2 separate regions of the Homo sapiens genome follow, and region 2 is linked to region 1. Evidence: chromatin contacts called from ENCODE Hi-C or POLR2A ChIA-PET data. All regions are on one chromosome and are shown on one strand. The core of a region is the stretch at or near the end of the contact, and the rest is flanking DNA. Distances in the headings are between cores, read along the strand shown. Region 1 overlaps TGFBI (transforming growth factor beta induced). Region 2 has its middle 28 kb from the start of SMAD5.

What was found. Hi-C counts contacts between places; a loop is a spot of excess contacts on that map. ChIA-PET counts read pairs that join two places held with the same protein, here RNA polymerase II (POLR2A).
Region 2: a map of Caco-2 shows a loop between it and region 1 (2.8-fold over the local background). The contact joins two enhancer-like sites. A Hi-C loop is called at or near these places in 1 of 168 maps with a recorded cell type or tissue (Caco-2). POLR2A ChIA-PET finds 5 or more read pairs at or near these places in 1 of 52 experiments (A549).

What each region holds. Positions count from the first base shown.
Region 1 is chr5:136,056,396-136,059,929 of GRCh38, forward strand. TGFBI (transforming growth factor beta induced) reads left to right here. Exons shown (of 17, transcript NM_000358.3): 12 at 270-400; 13 at 2,695-2,819. Among named protein-coding and RNA genes, the nearest start is that of TGFBI, 29 kb to the left of the region's middle. Within about 2 kb of position 1,941, at least 22 of the 41 ENCODE cell types and tissues checked have a DNase peak (open chromatin) inside an H3K27ac peak, as active enhancers do.
Region 2 is chr5:136,102,649-136,106,246 of GRCh38, forward strand. No RefSeq gene overlaps it. Among named protein-coding and RNA genes, the nearest start is that of SMAD5, 28 kb to the right of the region's middle. Within about 2 kb of position 1,903, at least 2 of the 41 ENCODE cell types and tissues checked have a DNase peak (open chromatin) inside an H3K27ac peak, as active enhancers do.

The DNA.
Region 1 (3,534 bases), core at 691-3,190:
CCTTTCTTTTCCCTCCTTTCTCCTGTGGCCTCTGACGTCTGGCCATTTAACAGAGCTTAGCATTTTTGCTGGGTGGAGAGAGCTGGAGCCTGGAATCACTCCCTCTTTGTGCATACGGAGGGCATGAAAACCAAGGTGTGTGCATTCCAGTGGCCTGGACTCTACTATCCTCAGTGGTGAGGTATTTAAGGAAAATACCTCTCAGCGTGGTGAGGTATTTAAGGAAAATACCTGTTGACAGGTGACATTTTCTGTGTGTGTATCTACAGCATGCTGGTAGCTGCCATCCAGTCTGCAGGACTGACGGAGACCCTCAACCGGGAAGGAGTCTACACAGTCTTTGCTCCCACAAATGAAGCCTTCCGAGCCCTGCCACCAAGAGAACGGAGCAGACTCTTGGGTAAAGACCAACTTAAGTACACGTCTCCATTTTTCTAAAGTAGTGATCCCTCAGGGCCCCAGCAGCAAACAGTTGGCACATCAAGGATTGACTTGAAGGGATTTTATGACAAGACTATTAGTGAAAGAGTGGGCGGGACTAAAGGAACTAGCAAAGGATGAGGCCAACCAGGGACTAGCAACCCTGGGAAGCCTTTACTACCCCTAGGCCTGGGGGAATGGGAGGATGAGAGCAGGAACCAGGGAGGTCATGAGCCTTGGACAAGGGCACAGAACAGCAGCCAGAGCCATGTGCAGCCAGCCACTGTCAGAACCATGCAAGGGGGACCACTCAGCGCCCCAGCCTCCCTCTCAGACAGTTGCCATCTGGGTCTCTTGTTGGCTGATGCGAGAGCAGGAGGGAGCCCACTGATGCAGTTCATAGAGCTCAGCCTCCTGGGCAGGAAACCGGGCAGAGAGGAGTAGAAAAGAATTAAGGGTGGCTGCGACCAGCCCAGTCACTGAGGCACGTTTCCCACTGGAGACCTATGAGCACAGTGATAATAAAGCCAGTTACCTGCACTGACTATCCCTCCAGACAAAAGCTTTCCCAAGAAGTTAGTCATGGCTCTGAGAGATCTAGTTGAGGATGTTTGGCAGGGGATCTAGTGGTTACGGGTGGCTAAGAAAAATGAGGAAGGTAAGAGTATCTTGCAGCCTGTGTTGGGAGGATTAAATAGGATGCCACACACAGGGCCAGGCAGACAGCCTGGTCAGTAATAGCCATGACGATGGGGGCGGGGGGAGCAGGAATGGGAGTTGCAGTGTTTAGCTCAGATGCATGCCTGTGAGAGATGCTTCCACTCTCACAGAAAGATGAGACCAAGGAAAAGGAGGAGGAAGAGGAAGGACCTTGACAAACCTTGGGGCCCACATTGTCTACACCTCCCTTCCTGCTCTAGAGCAGAATAGAAAGTTCAGGTTGCAGGCAGCTCTAAGTTGAATTCGTGTCCTGTTTAATTTTCTTTATTGCTAAATGAATGCCTGTGTCTGTGATGCTGACGTATGTTCCTAAGGAGAGGGGAGAAGTTCATTCTGAACATAAACTTTTCATCCTCTCTCTGTCCAGCAAGAATGGAATATTCCCCAAGTGGCCTGAGCCAGCTTGGCTTTCTTTTTGTTTTCAATTATGTGGGAGTTGAGGAGGGGGATGGGAAAAGCTTCCCAAACACACCCTCCCCCAGGCCTGAGGCACCCCTGGGGGACAGAGAGTGTTAGAGGTTGGTACAGGTGTTAGAGATATTGAAAGGACATCCCATGCACCCCAGGGGCTGGTGTGGCTCTGTACTTCCAGGCAATATTTTGTGGAAGGGGAACCTTGTCAGCTCCAGGTTGTGGATGTTTGAAAATCAGTTGGTACCCAGTGGCTCCATCCTCTGGCAGGCATGTGGATTTGTCAATAACCAAGTGAACTCTCCAAAATAAGTTAAAACTTCCTCCCTTCTCAGTTTCAAGATGCTGGAAATAGCTGTTCATAAGCCCTGGGGAAATTTAGCCCTTTGGCTGGTAATGGGAGTATCCGAGATGAGAGGGCAGCTGGAAACTTTCGGAATGACCTCCCACACTTAATTTGGGAAATGCCTCTGCACCTTTATGGGCAACCAGATGCCTGCCCCAGTTGCTGGAGACACTGATGTGGGCTGAAAGGAATGCTGAGACGTGACGAGGAGAGATGCTGCGGAGGGAATATCCCCCTCAGCCCTGACCTCATCGGCTCCATGGCTCCTCCACAGTACAGCTGTCTACTCTTTTAAGTTCTCCCTTCAGGAAATAGCCATCTCAAACAGAATGTGCATTTGAGGGCAGAATGTGTAAATATTGCACTACTGTGTTATAACCGTCAGGAGCCATGCTGATGATGAAACGTCCCAGATGCCGGTGCTGGAAAGGTCCCTGGCTTTCCAAGCAAATATTTATCTCATGGAAACATGAGTCATACTCACAGAGGAGTATGGATTAACTCCTTCTCAGCAGCCAGGGAGCCCAGCATCCCAGACAGCATATTTAACCCAGAGGCCAACTGACTGCTGGGGCAGATTTGTGGTCATGAACATGTGCTTTGTGTCCTCTGACCATTAGACAGATTGTGGGTCACAACGTTGAGTATACAGTGGGAGCTTAATAAGTGCTTATTCCCTGGGCAGGGAGTTCTTCATTTCAGGGGTGACCACTTACATCTTCTCCTCTGGGCCCTCCTTGACCAGGCTAATTACCATTCTTGGGATTAACTCTATCTCCTTTTCCCGCAACCTGCAGGAGATGCCAAGGAACTTGCCAACATCCTGAAATACCACATTGGTGATGAAATCCTGGTTAGCGGAGGCATCGGGGCCCTGGTGCGGCTAAAGTCTCTCCAAGGTGACAAGCTGGAAGTCAGCTTGGTAAGTGTCCTGCAAATCAAAGGCTGGCTAAATTTCCCCAGGGCAGGGCTCCAGGACATATCTCACCCCCAGGATGGAATTATACACACACAACCTTCAAGTTGCAGCCCGAATCTCTGAGTGTAATTCGTCCAAAGAAAAAGAGAAAAGAGAAGAGGGTCTTCAGGGAAATCAAGTGAGATCATAGTTAGACATGAGTAAGAACTTCCAGATTTACAAGGGAATAGAGCATCTGATTTGGCATCTGAGAGAGGCTATTAGATCTTCCTTCTCTTAAGGAGGTTGTAGGCAACTAGTTATGTGACTGAAGAGATCAGTCTGTACTCACACCATCCCACCCCCCAAACCCAGGGCTTCACTGAGTTGTACCATGAACCAGACCATCCCAAGAGGCTTTTTGAGTTCTGACACTTGCTCTGTGAGCCTTCCCTTGCTCTGCACATTGATGATATAACTTTGTAACTGCACTAAGAGTGTTCCTAAAGCAGATAGCCAGCCGAGCTCCAGAAATCTCCCTGGCTGCACCTGCAGAGGCCACTGACCCCTCTGTGGAGGGACCGCTCTTCAGTGTGTGGCTGGCTTCTACTCTCTGCTCCTCTCTCTTGGTCTTCAGCCATCCATTGCTCACCAGTTTCTCACGAGGAGCATAGGAAGATATGCATGTAGGGAGGTAGGCACGGGGATGACTTGTTTGACTTTAGCAGGTCATTCAAGA
Region 2 (3,598 bases), core at 653-3,152, 46 kb after region 1:
GCTGGAGTACAGTGGCGCAATCACAGCTCACTGCAGCCTCAACCTTCCAGTCTCAAGCAATCCTTCCACCTCAAGCCATCCTACCCACCTTCCGAGTAGCTGGGCCTGCGGGTGTGCACCATCACACCCGATTAATTTTTAAAAAAATTTTTTTTAGAGAGAGGGTCTTGCTTTGTTGCCCAGGCTGGTCTCAAACTCCTGGCCTCAAGCAATTCTCCTGCCTTGGCCTTGCAAAGTGTTAGGATTACAGGCGTGAGCCACTGCACTCGGCCAAGAATGTTTTCTTCCACACACAAACAGCAGCCTTATATATTAATAATGCTAGACCCCTACCATTAGTACTGGAATGCTTTTGAGTCATAAATTAGAGGGTGACGCAGTGCCCAGGACCAAAGCTCTACAGCATCCCTGCATGGTGCAACCCTGCAAGATTTGTGTATAGATCATTTAATAGTTTAGGGGCAGGAATAACCCAAAGCAAAGTGCTCCAGTCACCACTGAGGAAGATCAGGAAAACATTACAATGAAGCAAAGCTGGTATTACAAAGGCACACTTGCATATCTTGACTTGGGATTTCCATTTTACTGGGCTGGAGGCTAATCATTCTCTCAAACATCTGGTGTGGTTAGTATCACTCTCCTAACTTTACAGATGAGAAAACAGAGGTTCATAGTGCAAACAGACTCCACAATGTCTTGCTGAATGCACTTGTTGGTTTAGCTACCCCCTGTGAAGCCTCTTAGGAACTCAGGCCACACTGGTGTTCCTCAGCTCTAGCTCCTGAAACCAGCCTGTCTTGGCCTTTGCTGGTATCCTCCTTTTGTTTATTCCTCTTTCGTGGCCTCTTTGCCTCCCTCTTCATCTTGAATATAGGCTCTTCGGTTAATTTTTTTTCTGCCATAGCACACTTCTTTTCTTCTAGGCATTTATGAAGACTTATTGTATTTTCAGATGTGTCTATTTGTGTATTGTCAGTCTTCATCATCATGAAGTCAAAGTTCTTGCCTGTTTGGTTCACTGCTGTGTCCCCAGCACCAGGCTCAGTGCTTCATAAATATCTGTGGAATGATGAATGAAAGGAGAGAAGAAAGGAAGGCCAATGCATCACTTTTATTTGAAGGTTTAAATATAAAACATAAACTGTTTTCCTGGATATTGTATTAATACGATAATGCTTAAACATTAGAATGTTGAAAGAGTTGTGTAGTGTCGATGTAACAATTGTTAATATAAAATAAGAGCTAGTAATTGGAGTTCATTTCAAGGAAAACTGAATTTAATGTTAGGTTGGTTGGTTGTGACACAAATATTCATTGGATCAGAAATTACTCCAAAATGCTACAGGAGTCAACAAGGTCAAAGAATTAGTTCTATACCATGTGGCTCAAAAGCAGCACTTTGGACTGAATGCTACAGGGGCCACACACAAAGCTCAGGCTTCTTTACAGTTCCTGGTGACATGAGATATTAGGGTACAAGTCTGGGCCTGGAGACCTAATCAAGGCCTGATACGGCTCTGCAATGTGGGTCGACTTGCTTCTTTTTTCTGAGCATGTTTCTTCTCCTGCGAAATGGGGGTTAATAGTCCCAACCTGCCTAGTTTAACTCCAGATTAACTCATCCTTCATCAACATGGGATGGTTGGAATCGGATGTAGGGCCTTGTCCTTTGTAAAAGCATAAAACACAAAGTGCTGTTAAGGATTATAGCAATAAGGCACGCACACACAAAACATCTGGGTATCTGTTTGTTCCCTTCTTGCTAATCTGCAGTGGTAATAAGGAATTCCAGGTTAACTCCTAGCTTCTGTTATCAGGCAGAACTTTGGATTGCAGCCTCGTAGCTCCTCCTGAAAATGCATACTTGAGCCAAGAGCAAACCTGTAAGGGCCTCTCAGATACTGCTCACCCCCCGGAAGCTGGATTGCTTTGAATATTTTGCCAAATCTCCTTCCCACTCTTAGAAGAAGATTTGAGTTGAAAGCACATAGAACAGTTGTCTTTGCCTGTCACTTCCCCCTTCCCCGGCTGCAGGATTCCTGTCTCACAACTACCCTCCTACTCCCTTTCTTTTCCTCCGTCCCAGACCCAAACTTGTAGGGGACCTTTTGCCCTGAATTTCAGCAGGAAACACAACTAGCAACCAGATGTCTGACTTTTTCACCCCATTGGCAAGGATCAGCCATCTTCCCTGTAAACTTCCGGCCTTTCCTCTCTGTTAGATCTTTCAGCTTCTTCACGCTCTGTCTCCTTTAGCTCAGATGCATGAAAACCCTCCAGAAGAGAAACAAAAGGTAGCCTGCAAAGTGCCGCAAACGTGCATAGTATTTATATGCTCTACCCAGCAAATTGGTTGTCGGTGGATGTCGGAGGGAATGGGGGTGAGAGGGTAGCAATTCAGCTTTTAGATTCATTTGGTCTATCAGTAAATTCAGATCCAATGAAGAATAGGTGGCTTTGATCAAAGATAAAGATAATGAAAAGAAGTTAATAACTTAAAATAACACACCAAGGGAAAAAAACACAGATTCTGTTACCATCAAAGTGTTTGAGTATGATAAAATAATAGGTAAAGTAGCTTTCTCAACTTCAGGAATAATGAGAGACCCAGATCTTCTTTGACACAGCAGAGACCTTTGGGACTGGGGCAGACCTTAGACCTCATTCAGTTTCTTCACTTTCCAGGTGTAGAAACTGAGGTCCTACCTGAGTGGGAAGGACTTGCCCCAGGTCCCTTGCTTGATGGCAGAGTGGGGTGTCCCAGCTCAAGGGCCTGCCCCTGGCACTGCTTATATCTACCCTGAGACATTTCTGGAGAAGGATGGTGGTCACGGACCTGGGCTTGATCTGCCGACTCTCTGTGCCTCCTGTCTTCCTGCTCTTGGGATGGTTGGCTGGTCCCCCATCTCAGGAATCCACTCTAATCTGCGGCTCTCGGCCATGAAGCAGCAGCAGTGATGGGGCTTTTTTCCTGCGTCCACCAGCCATCTGATACACACCCCAAAGGGGAGAAGCATGAGCCTTTTTTTTTTAACATAAGAAACCTACCAATAAACATCTCCGTTGTCAAGTCAACACTTGTTGACCATCTATAGGCAGTACAGAGGAAGTGTTTCTCAAAGAAATGAATGAAAAACAGGTGGGGAGTCAGTGGAAGCCTTGAAATTTTAAGGAATTATCACTCAATCGCACAAAGTCCTGTATTACCTTATCCCCTTCCTTGCCCGGGCTGACTTTCCCTGCTTACCTCTGTCTTCACTGGTGTAAATCATCATTCCACTAATCCCAGATGTGTAGCTTGGGGCAAGTTTCTGCCCCTCTCTGTGCCCCAGTTTCCTCACCTATGAAGTGAGAATAATAGGGCCAGGTACAGTAGCTCAGTCCTGTAAGCCCAATACTTTGAGAGGCTGAGGTGCGAGGATCACTTGAGCCTAGGAGTTTGAGACCAGCCTGGGCAACAGAGTGAGACCCCATTTCTACAAAAATAATTTTTTTTAAATTAACCAGGTGTGGTGGGATGTGCCTGTAATCACAGATACTCAGGAGGCTGAGGTGGGAGGATCACTTGAGCCCAGGAGTTTGAGGTTACAGTGAGTTA